3 separate regions of the Homo sapiens genome follow, and all the other regions are linked to region 2. The links are chromatin loops, found by intact Hi-C in ENCODE. Cell type or tissue: PC-3. All regions are shown on one strand.

What was found. Hi-C counts contacts between places; a loop is a spot of excess contacts. Peaks named below come from ENCODE experiments on the same cell type or tissue, not always from the same donor. Only the 100,000 strongest peaks of a DNase experiment are listed, where the experiment ranks them.
Region 1: a loop joins it to region 2, with 2.4 times the contacts of the local background. A loop is called at or near these places in 4 of 110 quality-filtered maps.
Region 3: a loop joins it to region 2, with 15 times the contacts of the local background. A loop is called at or near these places in 4 of 110 quality-filtered maps.

What each region holds. Positions count from the first base shown.
Region 1 is chr12:41,420,375-41,428,374 of GRCh38, forward strand. All of the region lies in intron 3 of PDZRN4 (PDZ domain containing ring finger 4), which reads left to right. Among named protein-coding and RNA genes, the nearest start is that of PDZRN4-AS1, 12 kb to the left of the region's middle. In PC-3, no CTCF peak of the experiment used is centred here; no DNase peak of the experiment used is centred here; H3K27ac peaks cover 1,779 bases.
Region 2 is chr12:41,272,762-41,280,761 of GRCh38, forward strand. The region is part of intron 3 of PDZRN4 (PDZ domain containing ring finger 4); the gene reads left to right. Among named protein-coding and RNA genes, the nearest start is that of PDZRN4, 88 kb to the left of the region's middle. RefSeq lists enhancers at 7,118-8,000, 7,234-7,785, 7,786-8,000. In PC-3, a CTCF peak has its summit at 4,458 (motif pointing right); no DNase peak of the experiment used is centred here; H3K27me3 peaks cover 1,968 bases.
Region 3 is chr12:41,561,602-41,569,601 of GRCh38, forward strand. PDZRN4 (PDZ domain containing ring finger 4) reads left to right here. Exons shown (of 10, transcript NM_001164595.2): 8 at 1,947-2,048; 9 at 6,182-6,298. It overlaps LOC107984498 (a long non-coding RNA gene), which reads right to left and starts at 4,705. Exons shown (of 3, transcript XR_001749090.2): 1 at 4,230-4,705. In PC-3, a CTCF peak has its summit at 3,436; no DNase peak of the experiment used is centred here; H3K27me3 peaks cover 936 bases.

The DNA of each region.
Region 1 (8,000 bases), 150 kb after region 2:
GTCTCCTAGAATTATCACATTAGCTCTGTCTTCTTGCCATTACAAACTTCTTGAAAGACTGGTTTTTGTCTGCTGCCTCCACCTCATTATTTGTCCCATTCCTCATTCAACTCGGCACAGCCCCCTCTGCCTTACTCTTAAGTAGCTCTCTCAAACATGACTGATACGTTCCAATCAATAAACCCACCTCTCCCTACATAGCTCCCCTGCCTGGTCTTCTCAGTCTCTCTTGACCCTACTGACAATTCCCTCTGTTTGAAATTATATTTCTGCAGATTTGCAACTCCCTTAACTCTTGTCTTTATTCTCTTGACCCTTCATCTTTTGACTTATTTTAAAATCTAGGGATATCCAAAAGCTCAGTTCTTGACCCTTTTTTCCTTCTATCTTTTTCTTTGAATGCCCAACTCACTGCCTCAGTTTTAAATACGTGTTAGTGATCTTCACATCCATATTATTATCTTTGACATCTCTATTCAAAATTTCAACTCCATGAATAACATCTTTGTTCTGAGAAGCACCTCAATCTCATCATACTCAACTCATATCTGTTTATATTCGCTATTCACGGTACGTCTTCCTCCTGACTTCATTATTTTTATTAATGATGTAGCCTTTAACCCAGACACTCAGTCTTGCAAATGCACTCACCATTGATTTCCTCCTATCACTTGCCAATCATTTGGCAAAACCTCTTGTTCCTACCTCTGTAGCATTTCTCTCATTTATTGCATATACCTCTTTTCAATTCCGTGTTCAAGACTGTTTACACACTATTGTAAAACATCATTACTTTTTATAATTCCTAATGTTATTAGACTACTATTTGTTTCTTTTTTTTCTTTTGAGACAGAATCTTGCTTTGTCACCCAGGAGTGCAATGGCATGATCTCAGCTCACTGCAACCTCTGTCTCCCAGGTTCAAGTGATTCTCCTGCCTCAACTTCCTGAGTAGCCGGGATTACCCACCACCACACCTGGTTGATTTTTGTATTTTAAGTAGAGATGGGGATTCACCATGTTGGACAGGCTGGTCTCAAACTCCTGACCTCAGATGATCCACCTACCTTGGCCTCCCAAAATGCTGGGATTACAGGCATGAGCCACCGTGCCCAGCCTATTTGTATCTTTTTGTTTAGGACTCTTGGAATGATAAAATAAATGTTGGCACTCTCTTACATGGAAACCTTTAGTAGCTCTTCATTACCCACTGCAGAAAGAACAAATACAGACCCTCAAAACTGTTCACCTAATAGTCAGTTTGATCTCTCCTGAGGGATTCCACACTTTGCGCCAGACTAAATTAAGTGTCACCCCTTTAATGTTCCCATTATTTCTTAAGTATGTAACTTGTTTCTTCACTATTTCTTCTACTAACAATTTTTCTTTCTCAGCCCCTCCATTTCTGTCTGCTAAATATATCCCATCTTATTATATTTTTCTGAAAAATAGTAAAGTATTACCAACAATAAAATACATGTACATGTATCATATGTTTATAAGTAAACAATATATAAAATAGATCTCTTGACAAGCTAATATCCCGCAGTGATTAGTATGTTGGAGCTCTACTGATAATTCTGTTTTGACGATTTATTTATTTAATTATTTAAGATGAGCAGAGTACCCACATGTGTCAGTAAATACTTGTTGAATAAGTAGATGAATTTAATGGATTGTTTTTAATTAGAGTCTCTTGGCTCATTATCTTGGTATTTCTTGAGGCTGACAGAGTTATCAATTTTGCTTTCATTTGTAATTTTATTCTCACTGATTTGTACACCATATCATATGCTATACCTAGGGAAATAGTTAAATGAATTTATGATTAAAGCAGAAAAAGAAGTCAATGCACACATAACTTATCTTCATATTACTAACTAATATTAGAAGAGAGTAGTGTGTATCTGTTCATTATATGGCAGAAATTGTGGAATATATCCTCAGTCAAATGAGCTGTGTGTCACAGGTACTGATCAGATTATCTGGCTCCCTTCAGTAAATTTGTGTTGGTTATCATTATTATAGTAAAACTCCACTAGAAATGGATATGTCCATTTTCACACTGCTATAAAGATACTCCCTGAGACTGGGTAATTTATGAAGGAACAAGGTTTAATTGACTCACAGTTCCACATGACTGGGGAGGCCTCAGGAGACTTACAATCACATTGGAAGGTGAAGGGGAAGCAAGGACCTTCTTCACATGGTGACAGGAGAGAGAGAGAGTGGATGAGGGGGAATGTGCCACACTTTAAAACCTTCAGCTCTCCGAAGAACTCACTTACTGTCAGAACAGCATGGGGGAAACGGCCCCCATGATCCAATCACCTTCCACCAGATCCCTCCCTCGACATGTGGGGATTGTAATTCAAGATGAGATTTGGGTGGGGACACAGAGCCAAACCATATCAAAAACCATTACTAATGTCCCAAATTTCATAAATATATACATACACATTAGTAATATGTGTGTGTGTGTACACACATATGCACACACAATGGAAATTTCTTTTGTCAATATGGCATTTATCCAAGACACTTGCAAAATGATTAGCCAAACTTCTATCCTCCAGTATCTTCCTTCCTTTTACATATGCTGATTCTGGTTTTACATGGCTCTTACCTTCTGATATGCTCTGTTCAGCACCTCCTCTTTGTTAGTTAAAAATTGGCAACACAGACTCAACTATAGTTTTTATTTCTTGAGTGTTGATTTTTTGTACTCCTCAGGAGTAATTTAAGTTAGATAAATCTTTTTTTATTTGCTGAAACTTTTTTTTTATTATACTTTAAGTTCTGGAGCACATGTGCAGAACATGCAGGTTTGTTACATGGGTATACACATGCCATGGTGGTTTGCTGCACCCATCAACCTGTCATCTACATTAGGTATTTCTCCTAATGCTATCCCTCCCCTAGTCCCCCATCCCCTGACAGGCCCCAGTGTGTGATGTTCCCCTCCCTGTGTCCATGTATTCTCATTGTTTAACTCCCACTGATAAGTGAGAACATGAGGTGTTTGGTTTTCGGTTCTTGCATTCGTTTTCTGAGAATGATGGTTTCCAGCTCCATCCATGTCTCCGCAAAGGGCATTAACTCATCCTTTTTTATGGCTGCATATATCTTTAACCTTCATTCTACTAAGACAGTTTTCCCAAAATTTTGCTGCATCTCTGAAATCCCATACCTTTAAACTTTTATGCATCACATTGTCCTATAACAGGCATACTGTCATAAAAATGTTGCCCAACTTCTGGTGTTAATTCCATATTCCTGAGTCTTTCCCCAAAACAGAAGTTTTCTGTTTATTTTGCCATTGGACTCCTACTCCCACTGGTTAAAAAGTTGATGTGAATTTGCCATTATGATTTTGAACAGTTAGTGATTGTAATCTTTCCAAATCATTCAGAAAGTGATAAGGCTATGGGGAGCTGGGGTAAGAAAAGATAGTTAATATATGAGGATCAGTCATTTCAGGTAATCAGTCCTATCAGCAGCACCATGAGGAAGAAGCTATAAACTCCATCTCACAAATGGAGAAACAGACTCAGAGTTAAACATGGTCTTGTAGTTCACGTTGTAGGGTTGGAATTTAAGCCCATGACTGTTGTATTCCAAAGCTCATATGGCTCCATTACTCTTGCCATGTTGGGAAGTTCCTCATGTTTTGGAAATGCCTGTTCTCTAAAAATTAATAAATGCTGTCCATTCTATGTCTGGTTTCCTGCAAGCCCTACTCTGCTTTGTGAAAAAATATTTATTGCTTGATAAGGAATTAGCTTAAACTACTTATGCAATATTTGTTTGCTATGCAGTTGCAATCTTAAGCCAGTTAAAATGCAAACTTCCTCTGAGAGTTCATATTTCTGAAACGGACAGTGATTTTGCTTCAAGGGATCTTTAGCTCTATATGACACACCATGTATATACTTAGTTTGATTATATAAAGCTTTCCTTATGTTGGATTTGTTCTCCCTTCATTCCAAACAAATATTGCATATGTATGATTAAACACATGATCTGATGAAAATTTGGATGGTGTGTAGAGAAACTTAACAATTTTTATACTGACATTACTGAATAATCATTCAATCATGCTAGATAACGTTGCTATATGTCTTTACACAAAATTGGTTGCTAGAAGCTATTATGACCTGTTACTTGGTTCAATGGATTGAATTTTTTCATGCTAACTATAATTTAAATATATTTGCTTAATACATGAACTCAGAAGTGTTTACTTTGAGTCTTAGTCATGCTAAGCTATGCTGGGGCAACAGTCTTCAAATACTTAGTAGTTTCATGAAGAAAAGGTGAATTTTTCCTTTATAAAGGGTTATGTGCAAGTCAGGAAGCTCCTCTGAGTGACTTTTCTCCAGATAGTGAGTCAGGGATCTATTTCCACTATGTGACTTTGTTACATTGGTGGCTTATGCTTACAAGCCTGGAGTGAGTGGAGAGAAAGACTGAGAGCAGCAGATGTAAGAGGCCAGGCCTGACAATGCTCTTGCACTTCTGCCCATAACTAGTTGACCACAGCTTGTCATATCACCCCACTTAGATACAAAGACATTGGCAAACATTGTCTTCTGGGGCTGGGAAAAGAAAATAGGTCAGTTGATATACCACAAAGACTCTGACACAATTAGGAAGATGGCATGGATCGAAACAACATTCACAACATATGATTAAAAAATAAAATACTTTCAGTAACAGGCTTTTTAATAGATTAAAAGAGAAAAATAAAACGATCAATTTTAAATAAATTATTATACCAGGCAATGCAAATGATTCCATTGATTTGTTTTTAAAACTTAAAACATTATGTTGGTACACGAACACACACACTCAAACAAAATTAAAAATGAAAGACCTAAAAATAAAGTTAACTTTCTAACACAAGTGAGGAAACAAGCTGGTAGGAAGGTAACCTAGAAGCTGGGCATTATCTAGTATGGAAGGTGGAAGTATAGCCAAGGAGTAGGAGGAAAGCTCAGCCCTTCCTACACACTGGGGCAGAGAAAATTCAAATATATTGGCCTAGGAAAGAATCCAATGTCCCAGGAACAACTGGACAATTTTTTCTTACAAGTAATGTTCTGTTACATGCCAGATGGTGTTCCTGTACAGAATTTCCACACCAATGCATAAAGGAGAGGTCTTCAAATATAATTGTGTTTTTCTCCAAGCATCTATGAGAATAAGACACCAAATATAAGGACTACTGTCTCCTGTGCTATAAAATAAAGCCAGAAAAAAAATATGTCCACATTCACACTTGAGTCAGAGGATTCACTTTTTATTCAACTTAAGCAAACAACTAGAAAGCATTTCATCAGGAGTTATGCAAATACTGTGTAGTTGATCTAATTCAGTCAATAGCAATTGCGGATTTTTAATGGGTCTTCTTTAACCTACTAAAGCCTATCAAAATATAGTGGGTTCAGTATTAATGAGATGATTTCCCATAATGTACAACTTATCAAGCAAAAATATAAATCCATCCACTCTTCTAAAATATGTGATTTCTCTTTTGATTTCCAGTATCTCTAGACACCAAGTTCAACCTGTCTGGAGCTTAGTTGCTTACGGTTGAAATCTGTTTCATGAGGAGCAGAAAGTAGTGATGATAAAGCACTTAGGGCATTTGAGATGGAAATTGCAGTTTCAAGTTAGAATTTCTAAAATTGTTTTTGTTTTTAAATCCATCAATGTATAATGCTTCTTAGTTAAGCTGAGGTGGACCCTGAAATCTAATAACTAAATCCACTGGGAAAGGACCAGACATATCCAAGACAGATCCTGTTACCCAGTAAACAGCATTTAATTCTCTTTGCCTGTCACCAACAGCTGGGCCAATTGCTGTCCCACCAGTAGATAGGTTCGGTGGGGGCTTCTTTATGCCCAACCCATAACTGATCCTAGAAGCTAAATCCCAGCCTGTCCCACAGGTCTAGTAAGAATTTACTCACCTTTACATCCCATAGGTAGGACATGTCTGGTAAACTACACAAGGAAACAATGACTGATTCAAGACCACCTCTACCACTGACTCTTCATTCATGGCATGCAGGACCAAAGATGCTATGCTAAATGAAGTGGGTCCTCATGGGAAGAGTATATCTTATTGAAAAAGGCATGATCTTAGAATCAAACCTATTTGTATTTAAATGCCAGCTTCTCCATTCAATTAACAGTGTGACTTTGATCAAATTGCACAATATTTTGAACCTGAGTTTTTAAATGTGAAAATGCACATCTTAATAGAATTTTTTTGAGATGTAAAAAACTTTAGATAAAATAGGTGTTTCTTAAATGTTAGTTTCCTTTTCAAATTAGTAACAGATCCAGTAATCTTCATAATCACAAAAGTTAGCATATCAGAAATTATAATGATGTGAGGCATTCAAGAATTTGTCTAGTTTAATACCTTACATGTAGACTTAGAAGGAAGGAATGGATGCACACAAATGAGTTTTCTGTGGGATGCGTAAAAATGCATATTCCCAGGCCCATCTCAGATTTGCTATGAATAACTCAGAAGCCCTAGGAATTGAGCTTGTGCACTTGCAACTTGAAAAATCTTCCCAGCTGATTCCTACACACACCCCTAGTTAAGTGCTATGGATCTAGAAGCCAGCATAAAGTATGGTGAATAGGAAGTTCTCAGCAAACATTTGCAGAACTTGGATGGTCCATGTCTTAGCCCAGTTTCTACCTCCTGTAACCATATGGCTGTTTTCTGCTTCTCCCTGGCTGCCAGTCACTATGACACCAACCATTTTTATCTTAAAGGAATTTAACTGCTCCTGGAGAAAAATTGATGCTCCAAAGTATCCATCTAGACATTTGCCAAAATATAGACAAAGGAATAATATGGCTGCCTGTTTTTTGGAATATTTTCACAATGCTAGAATTTAGACACTTTGGCAAGGCTATATTATAAGCTATAACATATTAACTAATATTTATTGAACACGTACATGCAGCAGGCACTGGGTAAAGTTCATGTTCGTAAGACCCCTTTGTGGTAGGTACTATGAATATCCCTATTTCATAGTGAGGAACTGAGGCATTTCAGCACACCTCAATGTGTAACTTGTTCAACTTCATACAAGTTTTTTAGAGTGAGGCTCAAATATACTTCTAGATTACTTCAAAGTCTAACAAGCATCCGAATACATGCTCATTCTGATGATAATGTGTCCTGGGCCAGAATGTGTAATGCAATTAAACATTCTATATTATCAGTTTCACAGAAATTAATGGATATTAACATGTCGATTTTTTGGTGCTAATGTTTTAGACAACCATATGAGGACCATTTTCATGATGGAAAAAAGTGGGAATTGAATGATTTAGGTCTGAAAATGCAAGGAACACAACAGAGAAGGGATTTTCTAGGATCCCGAAGGTTGAGAAAACTTCAGGTCCTGACCACCTGGCGCAGACCTGTAATCCTAGCAATTTGGAAGGCTGGTGGGCAGATCACCTGAGGTCAGGAGTTCCAGACCCACCTGGTCAACATGGTGAAACCCTGTCTCTACTAAAAATACAAAAATTAGTTGGGCATGGTGGCAGGTGCTTGTAATCCCAGCTACTTAGGAGGCTGAGGCAGGAGAATCGGTTGAACCCGGGAGGCAGAGGTTGTGGTGAGCCAAGATTACGCCATTGCACTTCAGCCTGGGCAATAGAGTGAGACTCCATCTCAAAAAAACAACAACAAAAACAAAACAAAACTCGTCTCTTTACTTCCTATCCCACTACCTGCCTACTTTTTTTGATTTATCTGTACTTGGTTATATATATGCATGCATATAAGCAGGCAGGGAATAAAGCAGACAGGAAAGCACATTCCAGGCTCTAGAATATCTAAGAAGGATGATCTGGTTACTCCCTATTATACCACCCTGTGTTAATTTCCTGTGTTGACCCTGTTATTGTCTGGAAATGTTATATAACCATAGCTTGTGTTTACTTATGCTTTCTTCTCACAA
Region 2 (8,000 bases):
TTATAATAACATATTTACTTAGAAAGTGCTTTGTTTTCTTTCCCCTTTGTGGCATCGAATTGTCAATTAAAGGCCTTTAGAGTGACCATGGGATGAGTTGGTTAAGTTGCTGTCCAGGTGGGAGAACAGCAAAATAGATGCTGTTGGTTGTAACTCTGAATTTCCAGAAGTCACATTGAAGTCCTAATAATCAAAATATTTAGGAGGAAATTGAATTCTGCAATCAATGAGAACTATAGTCTTGGCAGTTCCTAAAAGGCGCATTTCCTTGTTGTTTTGCTTAAGCTTGTCTGGGCTTCATTTAGTAGTCTGCTTATGTTAAATTTAAGCAATCATGGGTATGGAAAATGAATAAAGTGTTGACTATCCATTTGGATCAATTTTATTCATTCAAAAATGTACATTTTAATAAAGTAATGTTAGGCACTATGGATAGAAATATCAAAGAGGCTCAGTTTCTTCTTCCAAAGTGTTCCTAAAGAAGGAAATAGACATAGAAGGAAAGCAAGTTATAATCCAGTTTCATAAGTACAGTAATGGAAGATTGCATAAGACAGTATGCTGGCAAGCGCAAGAATGATCAAACCTGGTTGTGGAGAGTGTCATGAAAGTCATTATAACCAAATCTGAAAATGCAGTTCCCCAGACGCTTAAAGAAGAAAAATGTATTCTGAAAAGAAGAAACAGTGAATTCAGGACAGAGAATGAAACAGTATAGCGTGATAGAAACTACAAGTAGCCTTAACTGTAACTTACATATAGGGCATCTCCCAGAGATGGGGGAAGTGATAAAGGGTGAAGCTAGTAAGGAACTTGTATGCTTGGAAGTTTTGACACTACTCTATAAATGATGTAGAAACCAATAAATGAAGTGTTTCATTAAAGAAAAAGTATATTCAGTCAGAAATTAGCAATTTTAGGAATTTTTATAATACCTAAAAAATGACTGAACATAAAATCTTATTTTTAATTGATAAAATATGTTTTCAGGTTTACCTGCAAAAACTATGGTTGATTTGCAAACATGTCTTATTATAGTAGAAAATTACCAAATGTATGCTATTTATCATTAAATTTACCTTCATGGCAGCAGATGCCAAAGAACTAGTTCAGCAATTATGCCTTAATGTCATCCCATTATCATTTATCATTTTTCTTAATGCATCAAGATCTAAAGTCCTTGAATGCAAGCTTGGTCAGCAACCATAGAAATATGGGGTTCATTTTGTCTTTACTTTGTCATAAAAGGGGTCTTGCCTTCTTCTATGTGGGACATGGCATTTAAGTTAAGTTCATATAACTTTTTAAGTAAGGACATTATATATTTTTTTCATTTTGTACTGGGATAACTACCTCACCAATAAGTGGTAGAATAAATTGTAGCCACATGTCAAAAAGTAGGTCATCCTAATGAGTGTGTGTAAAGCTGGTATTTTCCTTTTGAAAATGTCAGGGTTTTTAAAAAAACAGAACAGAAATATGTTTTATTAATAACCACTCTGTGTATTGTGTAGTTAAAATCTTTGACTATATAACCTCTTTCATACCAAGCATTATTTAAAATAATAAATCTTTCAAAATTTAAATAGATATGGCACAAAGGTGCAATTTGAAGGAATATATAGAGTTGATCATTATAAATGGAAAACGCTTAAAATGCTGAGCTTGTTTCTATGTTTAGTGAACACTTCCTAGTTTAAGCTAGAGAGAAGGATTGCCTGAATTAATGAAAGTTCCGAATTAGAAAATATTTTGGAAGCAAATATAGTACCATAGATGCTCAGGGATATTAGAAGCCATTTTTAAATACCAACTAAAGTCTATGTAACATTGACATTATCTCTACCTCTTGTATCCCTAGACACTACTGAAATACCTGAATCCATGGTGGAGAGCAGATCTCCCAAGACAGCCTGCTTCTTCTTCAGATGATTCCATTAGGAAAAGTTTTCTTATATTTTGCCAAATCTATCATAGCTAGCATTCCCTGGCTCAAACTTTGCCTGGTGTGTTCATGAAGTATACACCCTTGAAATATCTGAAGACAGTTAAAGATTAATTCCCTTCCTGTTTACTGAATCACTGGACTCGCCATTAGGGAAATGTGGTAGGAAAAAAATGCTCTGAAATCAGTCAAATATTTGCAAAGTCTCCCAGTGAATTATTATAGACAGAACAATTTTGGCTGACAGTATAATTAGGTAGATTCAGGCCCAAGAGCTCATTGGTGGGTCAGTGTCGGACTAGGCACCTGATGCATCTATGTAGTCCAGATGCTACAGGGATCAGTGCTTTAGACTAAGATGCTGAACATTTTAACTCATGAATAAGCTGAGAGGCTTGACTGGCATGGGATCAAACTGATGCCAGAAGCAACTCTGGAAGGGAGAGTGGATATGCCTAACGACAGTTATCCCAGGGAACTGTGTGGCTCATTTCCTCATTTAATTAAAGTCTCTGATAAAAAGTCCGTATTTCAGATAGCCTCTGTCTTACCACCTTATAAAATTAGCATTCTTCCCCATCATAACTCTCTTACTGGCTCATTTTTCTTCATAATGCTTACTACCACTTGTTGTATATTTATTTATCAGTTTACTTGAACTAACCCACTAGAATGTAAGTCCCAATATTTTATAGTTTTCATTGCCAAAAATTCAATCTTTCAGTTCTTTCCCATTAAGTGATTTTGAGGCCAAGTTGTTGGCAGGATTTTTGCAGTGGCCTGAATAACAAACTTAGAAGAAGTGAGCTCAGTGGAGTGACAGGGGAGGCAGGAAGGAAATAGATCCTCTCTGCTCCACATCTTTACACACTGCATGCTAGGGTCTGTGCTAGGCGGTTGGTGTAATTTTTATTTATCTCCCTTAAAATTTTATAAGAGTATACTGTGGATTTTTTTAAAAAAATAATCATTTCTGAGGGATTATTACATATAAGGCTATAGATATATAGTAAGTAAAGGAGATAGGATTCAAACCCAAATATGGCCACAAGAGTAGGAAATAATTTTTAATATCTGCCTACAAAGGTTTCAGTGATGAGTATAAAGCATTTCACTTTTTAAAATAAAAATGGAGACTCATTGAATCTAAGGAAATAATTTAGAGAAAATGTACAGGCTGGATGTGAAAAATGAAGGTGATTTTGAGGGATGTGAGACTAGAGAAGACTATGATAGTACTTGTGAGTTTCGGAGTTGGGTAAATGGTTACAGGCAGAGGAAACTCCAGATTTATATGCTTTTCTATCTTGGTAGATGTGGTTGACTAGCAGTAGTTTCACAGTTGTTATTAATGAGAAGGGTGAATGGTGTAGGAAGCCTAGGACATTCTCGATAGGGATGACAGCAATCCCAAGGGACAAATATTGGTCCTTGGAGGGCAAGAAAGCTTACATATTACAATGGTTTGTGGCTCTCCAAAGAACTGCAGTATGTAAACAGATATACAGCATATTTGTGGTATTAAAATTTCATATGGAAGGTGGTGGGGAGATAATGGAAACCAAAAAGAAACAGGGACCTAATACAAGAAAGCAGAAACCATACAAGAAAATGATTTATACAAATAAGCTCTTCTCTGGTGTTTTAAGAACCCTTTTTAGTATATTATAGTTATTGTAGCAGTTTAACGAGTAGACCCTGGCCTCAGATAGATTCAGATAGACCTGGGGATTATTTTATACACGTCATAGTTCATATATTTATATGAAATATGAATATATTTATGAAATATGAAAATATATATTTCATATATTCATACATCATATTTATACATGTCATATTTCATATGTGTCATAGATTCTGCTAAGTGTTTCCCATTATATAGTCATTGATTAAAGCCTTGCAATAAATTTATGAGAAATTCTTTGAATAAAACTTACCCAAAGTCACACAGCTCTTAATGTTAGGGCCAGCAATCACTATGAGATTTATTTTCCTAATACACTGGGAATAGAAGGTAGTCATACTATTCTGCAGATTACAAGAATCACATCAGCTAATGTATGTAAAGTACTAAGCAAAGTGCCAGGCAGGAATGTTAGCTACTCTTATTATCTATCTATGGTCAGTACCCTATATTTGTCTGGATAAACCAGAGTCAGCAGTATTTACCATTCTTAGAGACCCAGTTCTACTTTAATAATAATGTCATGCATAATGGTTAGCTAGTGTGACAAATGTACCACACTAATGCAAGATGGTAACAAGAGGGGAATCTGGATATATGGAAACTCTCTGTACTATATTTACCACTTTTCTCTAAATCTCAATGTATTCTAAAATATAACAATTCTTTAAAAGAGATTCACTTCTAGCAACAAATTGAGTATGTTGTTGTAAATTGCAACTTTAAAAATCAGTTTCATAAATTCAGCAGAACAATGAAAATGCAAAACAGACAAAAAACAGTAATGAGCGTGCACAGGAATTTTAAACATTCCATACATGAACCAGCAGATGGCAGAGTACGCAAGCATCTGAACTTGGGTACTAAAACCCTGCTTCCCATCAAATGAAGCCTTTTCATTTTTCACGTAGTTTTAGTTAATTTATAGGGCCAACGATATAAAATCCTGCTGCCCCTAACTACAAGGCCGTTGCTGAAAATAAAACGGGCGTGAGTTCTGGGTGGATTTGTTAGCTCACAGGCACTGCAGAGGCGAATTTCCCACTGAGGAAAGAGTCCGCTTTCATTCTGAGCGTTGTGAACTCAGTTTATGCACCAGTGCAGATATGATGTCTATAAACAGATGGCCGGCCTTCTTATCCCAATCTCTTTCTCACCTTACGCTCACTGTGGTGATAGCTCACCTGGTCCAGGTGGGTGGATGATTGACTCTGTAGACCAGACTAGCTGGACTAATCAGTGATCCCCAGCTGTGCTGACACTAATCTAGAGTTACTGCTGGAACGAAAGTCTAACCTCCAACTGAAATAAGGTTGGTGAACAGCTCTTGTTGCAACGATTGAAGAGACTCTGCTGCTCTTTGGTGTGTAGGAAAAGTAATGTTTGTTAGAGGTAATCAATTTCTCTTTGGTAGATTAGCAGCTATAAATAGAATTCACATACAGAGGTTCCGTATGGATAAAGATGATTTTCTTTTCTTATGTCTAGGGGAGAGGAAGATAATTTATGTGAGCAAGTGAAAGGTGATGTGGAATAAAAAGGATATTAGTTAGACATTTTAGTCCTCGGCAAAGAATTTAAGGCTAATGGCCTCCATCTGATCCAAAAGCCAATTATGCTAATGACGCTCTTAGATGTAAAAGCTGTAGCTATAAGTCAACACAGACTTTTGGCACTCAATATGTTTGCATGGACACTAAGATGATCCTTTTCCTCCTGTTCCCTGGCTGTACTCAAAATTCAAATCCCTTTTACCTTTTGTTATATGCGTGACTCATAAGATAATAAGACTGAAAGAGGAGGCTTTTTATAAGGCCATGATTGGATATATCCTCCAAGCTAAGTCTTATGTTATATTCAGAAGTCATGGAAGAAAAACATAGACACAAGATACCAGAAAAGGTTGTCATCTCCCTATCCAGGATAATGTTTTTCACCAAATTCAAGGAGACTTTTTAATTTCTTTTGTTCAGAAGGTTAATCATTGAGATGGGTTAATGTACACACATTAGTTAATCTTAGCAGTCTGTTAAATGAACAGGTTTATTGACTTTACAAAAGATTACTTTGTGTAACGATTACATTGAAAGAGCAGAACTCAATATGGTGCAATATAAAGCATTATTTTTCCTTCCACTGTCCCTAAAACCCTGCTAGAGGGGCCAGCTATTTCTGTGCTTCTGATGAAAAGTGAAAGCAGTCCCATAGCTTCAGTAACTTTTAATTATAAAAACAGTCTCTTAATAATCAAAATTCCCTACCTCATTCAAAGTTAAACCTTGTCCAGTAGTTCCCTTGAAAGTCCTTTTACTCAAGATAGAGATAAGGGAACAGCGGAAAATGCTACATCACAACAACTGTTCCTAAGGAAATTCTATTCCAAACACTCCCATCCTTTGAACTTTCTAATTTCTAAATATCTTCTTAGTGCGGATTAAATGGAGGGTCTCAGTATTTGTTTTGGGATGCCATTTTAGCAAGCCCTGCATAGTGATGGAGCCCCTACTAAGGATGCATGGATAAAGGCCCTTATCTCAGCCTTTCAGCCTTCAGCTAAAACAGAAAGAAAAAGTCCCAGTTAAATATCCTGCCATATTTATAACTCCAGAAGGATTTTTGGGACACTAAAAATAAAGGCAGGGTGACATAAAAATAACGATGTGCTAGGATTCTTGTTAAGTGACTCTCAAAGGGCACTGGGAAACCAGTTACACGCAGGGTTCGGGTATACAGTGTTTTTCAAATGTTTGGGTTGGTAACATTTGAGAATCAATGCTCTTTTATACTTTAAACAAATCAGTCATTCTTGACATAAGTCATTTATAAAATAAGAATGCTGAACTAGAGAGATGTATAAGATTCCCTTAAACTCAAAATTATTTAAGAACTTTCTTAAGCAATCAAAAAGAGAAAATAAAATTGTCAAAATATTATTTCTAGTCATCTCAGCTTTGATTTTGTTTACATGAAGTAGGCAGGCAGTTTTTAAAACCTAAAAAGCTAAAACGTGTTGGCCCAATTTATGAACTTAAATGAGAAGCAGCATCTTCATTTTATAAAAAATGATGGTCGTGGTATTTAAAGATGGGTAGTAGTTTCCAACAATAAGTAGGAGCCACTATTATTGAATAATTAGTTTCTATTTTGGTTTTTCTAGGAAAGCTTGTATTTATTTATTTATTAACCTAAATAAGTCTCTGTGTCCTCAGATAAGAATATTAATTGACCTGGCTCCAGTCTGTGTGAAATGTGAATTTCCTTAAAACTGAAAATGTAGAAATCAAACATATTACTATTTCAAGGAAGTACTAATGTTTTCAATAGAGGGAAGAAGACATGGGTTGAAACAAAGAACTAGAGTTGGAGATAATTATAGTAGTATTGAGGATAGCCTATAAAGAGACAATAATGATTAATAAAAGCCCACCTGCAAGGCATATAAGAAGATTTTTAAAACTTGAAGACTTCTTTTTTCCATCAGTCTATAGAACTGTAAGGTAGAAAACAGCAACATAGGGAATTCCTGGGCAAGATGGCCGAATAGGAACAGCTGTGGTCTGCAGCTCCCAGCAAGGCCCATGCAGAAGGTGGGTGATTTCTGCATTTCCAACAGAGGTACCCGGTTCTTCTCATTGGGACTGGTTAGACAGTGGGTGCAACCCATGGAGGGCGAGCAGAAGCAGGGTGGGGTGTCGCCTCACCTGGGAAGCACAAGGGGTCAGAAAAATCCCTCCTTTTGCCAAGGGAATCCCTGAGGGACCCTGCCATGAGGGACGGTGCTATGCAGCCTAGATACTATGCTTTTCCCAGGGTCTTTGCAACCCACAGACCAAGAGATTCCCTCGGGTGCCTACACCACCAGGGCCCTGGGTTTCTAGCACAAAATTGGGCAGCCATTTGGGCAGACACTGAGCTAGCTGTGGGAGTTTTTTTCCGTACCCCAGTGGTGCCTGGAATGCCAGCAAGACAGACCCGTTTACTCCCCTGGAAAGGGAGCTGAAGCCAGGGAGCCAAGTAGTCTTCCTCAGCGGATCCCACCCCCATGGAGCCCAGCAAGCTCAGATCCACTGGTTGAAATTCTGGCTGCCAGCACAGCAGTCTGAAGTCAACCTGGGACACTCGAGCTTGGTGCGGGGAGGGGCGTCCGCATTACTGAGGCTTAATTAGACAGTATTCCCCTCACAGTGTAAACAAAGCTACCAGGAAGCTCGAACTGGGTGGAGCCCACCGCAGCTCAGCAAAGCCACTGTAGCGAGACTGCCTCTCTAGAGTCCTCCTCTCTGGGCAGGGCATCTCTGAAAGAAAGGCAGCAGCCCCAGTCAGGGGCTTATAGATAAAACTCCCATCTCCCTGGGACAGAGCACCAGG
Region 3 (8,000 bases), 290 kb after region 2:
ATAAAGACTATATATATATATATATGTACAGTCAAGTGGAGACCAGGAATAAAAGAAGTGAGAAGTATATTTCAAACAGAAAAGATGAAGATAAGCTGTGTAAGATCACCCAATTCAATTCTCTTAGGATCAGATGTGCCTGTAGTGGAGAGGAGATGAATAAACAGGTCCATGTTTGACAGACAAATAAATGCATTGCAAATATATTACTAAGAATTACCATGAAACAGACATAAGCCCTCAAAGTGCAAATAGAGTAAATACTACAAAGTCATTATTTTAAAACTACACTTAATAGAGGGTAGGGGAAGTATAGTGGAATCCACCACTGCCAATTTATCTTTATTTGAGAAAAAAGGCCTTGGAGTCAGTACACACATACTTTTCCAGAGGTATTTATGACAAACCGCAACATATCCTTCCCGGTCATTATTTCCCATTGTGGAATCGTAGCTTCTGTTTCCTAATTGGATGAATTTTATTTGTGAATTGCAAAAACAAATAGGGAATGCATGTGAAACTTATAACCACTGAATTTCCTTTCTGTGTATACAAGTGAGAAATGACAGTGATTGGAGTAAGAAAATACAATTTGTGCCCATATATATATATTTTTACTATTATTGCCTGCTTTCCTTGCACTAAATACATATAAGAGTATAGGAATAAGGATTATTTATTGTGGTTCAAGGTTGAAATTCATGGGCTTGTTTTCAGATAATTATGTCTGTCCTCATGCATCAGCCAGAAACCCAGAGACCTATGAGGAGAAAAACCTCAATAGTCTACTTCATGCTTTTAAGCAGAAGTCCTTAGTGAAAGACATTAGATTATTGAAAAAAGAATGGTCAGTGCTGCTACATTTTCCATCTGCTTCATTTATTCAAGTAATTAATACTATTTTAGACAGAATTACTTGATCTCTTTAATTGGAATTTCTTTCCCATTATTTGATTACATATAATTATAAATCAAAAATCTTGCTGTCTCTATGGAGTTGAGTAATCAATAAAAGAAAATAATTATTAAATATCCAAAGGAAAAAGTTTTATTAATTAAGAGCTAAATATATTTGCACATGAAAATGTAGTTTAAAAAAAGAAACTTTACAAATCTTATTTACTTTTTCTTTAGAACTTAGAAAAAGTAAAAAGATATATTTCTAATGTCACTGGAATCTTTTCCATGAAATCTAAAGTTTAGTCAAGCTTGGTTTCTTTCACTCATCATTATTTTAAAAATTCAATTTTACTCTATGTTAATATTTTTTAAATTTTTAAATTTAAGAGATGAGTCTGAAGATATTTCATTAGTTGTATTACTTTAGGAAATGGATAGATATTAGAAGGGAAATGGAGTATTGATGAGAATGTTATTTTACTTTGATCAGTTAAACACTGAGATTTATCCTGACGATGATGTTTGGGCAACTGGGTCAGACCCACACGCAAATATGAAATGATTAAATAAAAATGCAATCAGCAGTGGCCTGGGAGCATTGCCTGGTGAGAGATAATACTGCAGCTCTCTAATTGGCTCGCGGCAAGCGTGCAGGATGACGGATTTCAGTTGTGGTATTGCCAGTCCTTCTTCCCCCAGCACTATTATCTCAGAGTGACACTTCCATTACTCTGAGCGAAGAAAGATGAACGTCACCTGTCAGGAGCTGGTTAATTGTGTTGCTAGATGTATGTTGCCAGGGCGCAGGTTGGACATTTATGAACATAACTGCTTCCTCTGATGTCCGCCATCCTTCACGGATCGATATGGCTCTTACAGTAAGCGCGTAATTGAGTGAAGGCACTTTGAGCTGAGGGGCTGAAGATGAGCCCATTGTGTGAGCTTCATTGTCCATACATTTACCATAAATGAGCTGATATTTGCCATTTATTGTGTGCAGCATTGTGGAAATGGAAACTAATGTGCCACTCTCATTTGTTTTCTAGATAAATGGGGAAGATGTCCAGAATCGAGAAGAAGCAGTGGCCTTGCTGTCTAACGATGAGTGTAAGAGAATCGTGCTGCTTGTTGCAAGGCCAGAGATTCAGGTCAGAACAGAGATCAAAAGCCTTGAGACTGAACTTTATATTCATTGAATTCACTGAATGTAAATTCGTGAATGAATTATATTCATTATCTGCTATTCTCTATCAAATCATTATCACGGTTATCTCTCCCCATATAACCCACCAGATGGCCTATGTGGGAGTGAATTTTAAAAATAGATATGAAAGCAATTAAGGTATACAAAATACAATAAAGACTGATCTTTCCTAATTTATCAAAAGTATTACACATTAAAGACTTCCTTATATTGCTCCATAGAATGGCAGCTAAATATCCCTTTTAAGGGGGGAAAAGCATACCAAATTGAATTGTGATTCTCTCCTTCAATTTGCCACTTACTTAAATAAATACTCAAATGAAAAATGGCTGTGTGGATCCTTTTAATTCTGTGTGGATCCTTGCTTTAAGTTTCCATCTGAAAATACTTAAATGGCATATGAAGATATCTTGGAAGAAGCTCCACGAGAGAAACACTAGCCTATCTAGTCATCAACTTAAATCTTTTTAAAATAACTTTATCAATTAGAATGTCTTGTATAGCATGATCTGGTTCCATGTATAGTAAATGAATTGTTTCCAAGTTTAGTGTGACCAAAACAATTGTCCAGCCAAAAACTGATAACTTCTAAATGAATTTTTTAGATCTTTATGGAAGAAGATGTCATGAAAGTAGAGTAAAGGTAATGGAAAAAAAGTACTATTGGGGCTTCCTTTTATATCCTTTTTATCTCCCATCACAAGGCAGAAGGGACAAAACATTGTCACCAGTCTATCTATCTGTCAGTAGTTTGAATAAAGTTAGTTATATCGCCATTTGTCTCCTCGGTTATTGATATGATATTTTTCAGACTCAGTAACTACATACTATCTATAAATTACATTGAGTAAGTGTATTTCAGTGTCAGACTGAATCCTGACTTGAATATAGTGGTTATAAAAGATCACCCTTTCTGCATATATTTCGTTTATGCCCTTGCCCATTCTAAATGGTTCTCATAAAGTCTGCCATAGCCTGGGGCAGAGTAAAGTTACACACCTGAGGTCTTAGGAGTGGGGAAAAAAGCCCACAAAACCCCCACACTGCCTATGTGGGAGTGAATTTTTAAATACATATGAAATTATACCAATTATCTGGAAATTTCTCAACCCAGTTATCTCGCTGCTCCCATTTTCTTCAAAAAAGAACATAATAAAGGGGCTAAATGCATATTAGTGAAATTTATGATAAATTGAAGTTGCCATCTCTATTGTAGAGAAGATATTTTTATGTTATAATGTGGTTTCCCTGCCCTTTCCATGTAACTGCTAGAGAACCTCATTAATTTAGAACTAAAGCATTTCCTTAAACTATGCCACATAGTGGCCATAATGGGCTGTAGAAATAATAGAAATTAATAACATAGACCAGATCCTGTTAATCTTTGATGGAATACATATGCTGGGTAGAACCAGTGGAAAATTTGAGTATCTGGCTACACTTCTGACCTTTTTCTCCAAAAGAGTCAATGCTGAAGGATGAATTTTCAAATGAGACTTCCCTTTCCACATTTGATGAAAGATGGTTGTCTGACTCCATAGGATGCTGTCCTGCCTGTCAAAATTATGATCTGCATTAGCCCCTTGATCCTAAAGAAACCTTCATGACACTGGAAGGAAGCTAATTGCCTATAGAAAAAAAAAACAGATTTCCAGAGAAATCAGGAAAAGAAATACATTTTAATACCATACTTTTAAAATGTAATTTAATCAGTACATGCTATAAAGTGGCAAAAAAAAAACTAAAAAAAAAAAATCTTGTCTTTATATCACCCATATTTTTCCATTGAACTCAATTTATCTCATTGTTGTATGTTTTTTTTTTGCGTGTGTATTTTATTCGGGGAGAATGTGGAAGCTTTTGTGTGCTTTTTCTAGCTTTTTTTAAACATTTTTAACGTTTCAAATACTCTCTAGATTCTTGGAAATGATCTACAGAGTTGCTGGGGGCAGTATTGTACATCTGTGCAATATTTTTAAATAACTCATTTTCCTCATTTCCTGTCAACTCTCTTTCATTTTCTGCCCATTTTCTTCCTGAGACCATTAAAGATATTGCTTTTCTGTCCTATTTCCCTCAGGACACTGGGGCAGAGAGGATTCTCATAAGAACTTGTAGCCACTACCTTTGAGACAGTGTAGGTTGTTCCTTTTTCTGAGATGCCACATGTGGCCCCCTTTGGTGCAGATAGATCCCCACTCTTAGTAGTAACAATCCCTCTTTTCCTGCAGCTCAGCTCAAGGGAGATGTCTGTCTCTGCCGTTACATTAGACTCAGACCATAGTGAATGTACATCTAGGTAGAAAGGGGGAAATAGGAGAGAAGAAGGAAGTGAGCAAGAAGAATCTCCCTTTGCTAATTGTGCTGTGTGCACCTCCAGCCTAAAAGAAAGCCTTATCAAAATAGACATATAATGACTATGGCTGGCAACTCAGGAATCTACTGGATTACTCAATAAGAAAAGAGTTATGGGGAATCATTAATTTTGACCATTTTCTCTTTATTTTCCCCACTACTTCATTTAATCCTCAAAGGACTCTGTTTCATCATTCAATATATCAGTGTTAGAAAATACTTTATTTTGACCTGATTAAAGAAAAATTCCTTGATGTGTTTGTGAATAGTAAGCACTCCCCATTTTAAGTAATTTTTTATGATGTCTGGCATTTGTAGCTTTATGATACTTGAAAAAGATTAAAGAATGTAAAATTTGAACAATTATAAATTGGGCTGAATTTACATTTTTACTTGGCATAATTTTCATAGCTCATCTGCATATCAAAGTCACAGGAATTTGATCAAATTATTCAGGCGACATTAAGATAAATGAGGATGAACAAATGTGCCAGCACTTTGGGCCCCAGTTAAGTTTGAGGTCATTTAAGTTCTACATGGCCTTTAATAGATATCATGAAATCTATGATTTGCCTGCATATTAATAAAGATGATACCTGTATGCTAATGCCTCTTTTGGTGCAGCTGAATGTCCTTTCCAGTTTGTTTTTAAGTTGTAGAAGTTCAGTTATGTTTAAAAGCTTATTTTGCCAGTTCATTGGTGGTGAAAATATCTCAAACTATTATCCATGTTTGCTCACTAGAATGCTATTTCTTTGTACAGGGTGATGCAGAGTTTTGACGATAATCCAGTTAATTTAATCAGCATAGACAGCTAATTTATGTAATCCAGCTCCAAAAATCCACTTTGAGGCAAATTATCTGTAGTAACTGTCAACACTGATCATATTAGATCATATTAGCCAGGTAACCACCAGTTTTCCACTTCACTTTGTATTGAAAAGCCGAAGGGATTTGTTCAGTTCAATTTGCATTAAGAGTCCTACAAGAATACTTGTTTTCAACACCCATAAACAAAACCCTGCATGCCCCACACCACTCCACCACCCTTAAATGTCGCATCCACTGAGGTGTTTTTCCTATAAAATTGGGCCTGAAAACAAATTAAAATAGACATGGAGTAATATTGCTTTTCTTTCCTTTCCTTGAGAAGAATAACTTAGAATTTTCCTTTCTTCACAGACAAAATAAATGTCTTCTGTACATTCTTTTGTGGCAAGCAGCCATCTTGTTGACATGGGAGCCCACCTAAAAAGAAAAAAGCAGGATGAGGATAGCACGAGCGTATGGGGGGAACTTTGTGTGCAGTCTCGTTGGGGGTTGTTGTTAAAGAAAACAGCCCAATTGTCTCATAGCCCAATTAGTAGCATGGCAGTCCTTTTAACACGGGACTGTTGGAGGTAATGAGCATGACAGCTGTGGATTATGCAGGATGCTTTTCATACATTTTGAAAGAAGGTAATATTCTGTGCTGTGAGATTTACTTGGTTATGAGAGAAAATCTGTAGTCCCATTTCAGGAAAGGATAAAAGGCATAAGAGTCCTTTTTTTTTTTTTTTATCACCTTTTCTTCTTTCTGAGAGGTGAACTGTGGGAGGCTGGTATTCTGAAGAGAATCATTATGATAAAAGGAACTCGTCGGGCACCGGCCATTTAAGTTTACTCTATTTTAACATGAGTTCTCACTAACATAATATAATGTACTAATGTATTCTTTTGCAGCTGGATGAAGGCTGGCTGGAAGATGAAAGGAATGAATTCTTAGAGGAGTTAAACTTGGAGATGTTGGAAGAAGAGCATAATGAAGCAATGCAGCCCACTGCCAATGAGGTGGAGCAGGTAGGGCCAACAATTTGAACTACATCATTTGATATGTTGCTTGTTCTTTTTTTAATGTGTAACCATAAATGAAGATGAAAACAAAATCAAAGGGTTTAATCCATCATCTCTATCATGGTAATTTTTTAGAGCAAATGATCATCTCAAATGAAGCAGAGGGAATAAATAAAATGTTTTTCCATTAAGAATATATCCAGTTTGGGAAGCTTGGGGACAATTGTTAATACAGTACAGTAGTATTCAAATGTTGACCCAGGCACTACTTCAAACTAATTGCAGAAATTTAAGAGTAAAAAATGTGTGTTGCTTATCAATATGCCAGCTGAAAACAAACTGAGGTAGCTTCCCCAATAAGTAATTTTTTTTACTCTAAAATATTAATGTATCTATTTGAATACTTAGGCTATCACTATAGGATGAAGATGACATGATGTAAGCCATCAGTTTTATTTGCGTACTGGATGGCGTGATTACACCTGTATATTCTGAATAATCGTAGAGATTATCCTTGGTCTTATGGCTGCTGTTGACACATTTCCCATAGTATAACTTGTGCAACATTTCTCATAGCATAGTTTGAGATTATTAACATCATTTTGCCTTGAAGTCACATATTCATTCAACTAAACACTTTGAACTCCTAATATGTTCCAAGTACCCCACTTGAAACTGAGAATAAAAAGAAAAATGAGCAGAACTGCTGTCCTTAATGGATTCATAACTAGTAAAAGATCACAGTGTGATTAGTATATTATTTTTATTGTCTTTTTCCCATTTTACAAAAACAAGTTCAATGTATTCTAGATTTTTTATGTTACACTCATGTCATTTATCTGCCTGATATAATTTTGTTTTCAGTTTACTGATTTGTTTAATTATCTTCCTATTCTCAACATTATTATATGTATTTTATTATATATATATATACGGAATCTTGCTCTGTCGCTCAGGCTGGAGTGCAGTGGCACAATCTCAGCTCACTGGAACCTCCGCCTCCCGGGTTCAATTGATTCTCCTGCCTCAGCCTCCTGAGTAGCTGGGATTACAGATGCCCACCACCATGCCCAGCTAATTTTTGTATTTTTAATAGAGACAGGGTTTCACCATGTTGGTCAGACTGGTCTTAAACTCTGACCTCGTGATCCACCTGCCTCGGCCTCCCAAAGTTCTGGGATTACAGGCATGAGCCACCGTGCCCTGTCTATTCTTATTATTATCATTATTATTATTATTATTTTAAGATAGAGTCTCACTCTGTCGCCCAGGCTGGAGTGCAGTGACACAATCTCAGCTCACTGCAACCTCTGCCTCCTGGGCTCAAGCGATTCTCCTGCCTCAGCCTCCTGAGTAGCTGGGACTATAAGTGCACGCCATCATGCTCAGCTAATTTTTGTATTTTTAGTACAGATGAGGTTTCACCATGTTGATCAGGCTGTTCTCGAACTCCTGACCTCAAGTGGTCCACCAGCCTCAGCTTCTTAAAGTGCTGGGATTACAGGATCCCACCACCACACCCAGCTAATTTTTGTATTTTTAGTAGAGATGGGGTTTCACCATGTTGACCAGGCTGGCCTCGAACTCCTGACCTCAAGTGCTCCACCAGCCTCAGCCTCCTAAAGTGTTGGGATTGCAGGCATGAGCCACTGCACCTGGCCTCAACATTAATTCTTAACACATCTTAAAAGATGATAATTTTTTTGAA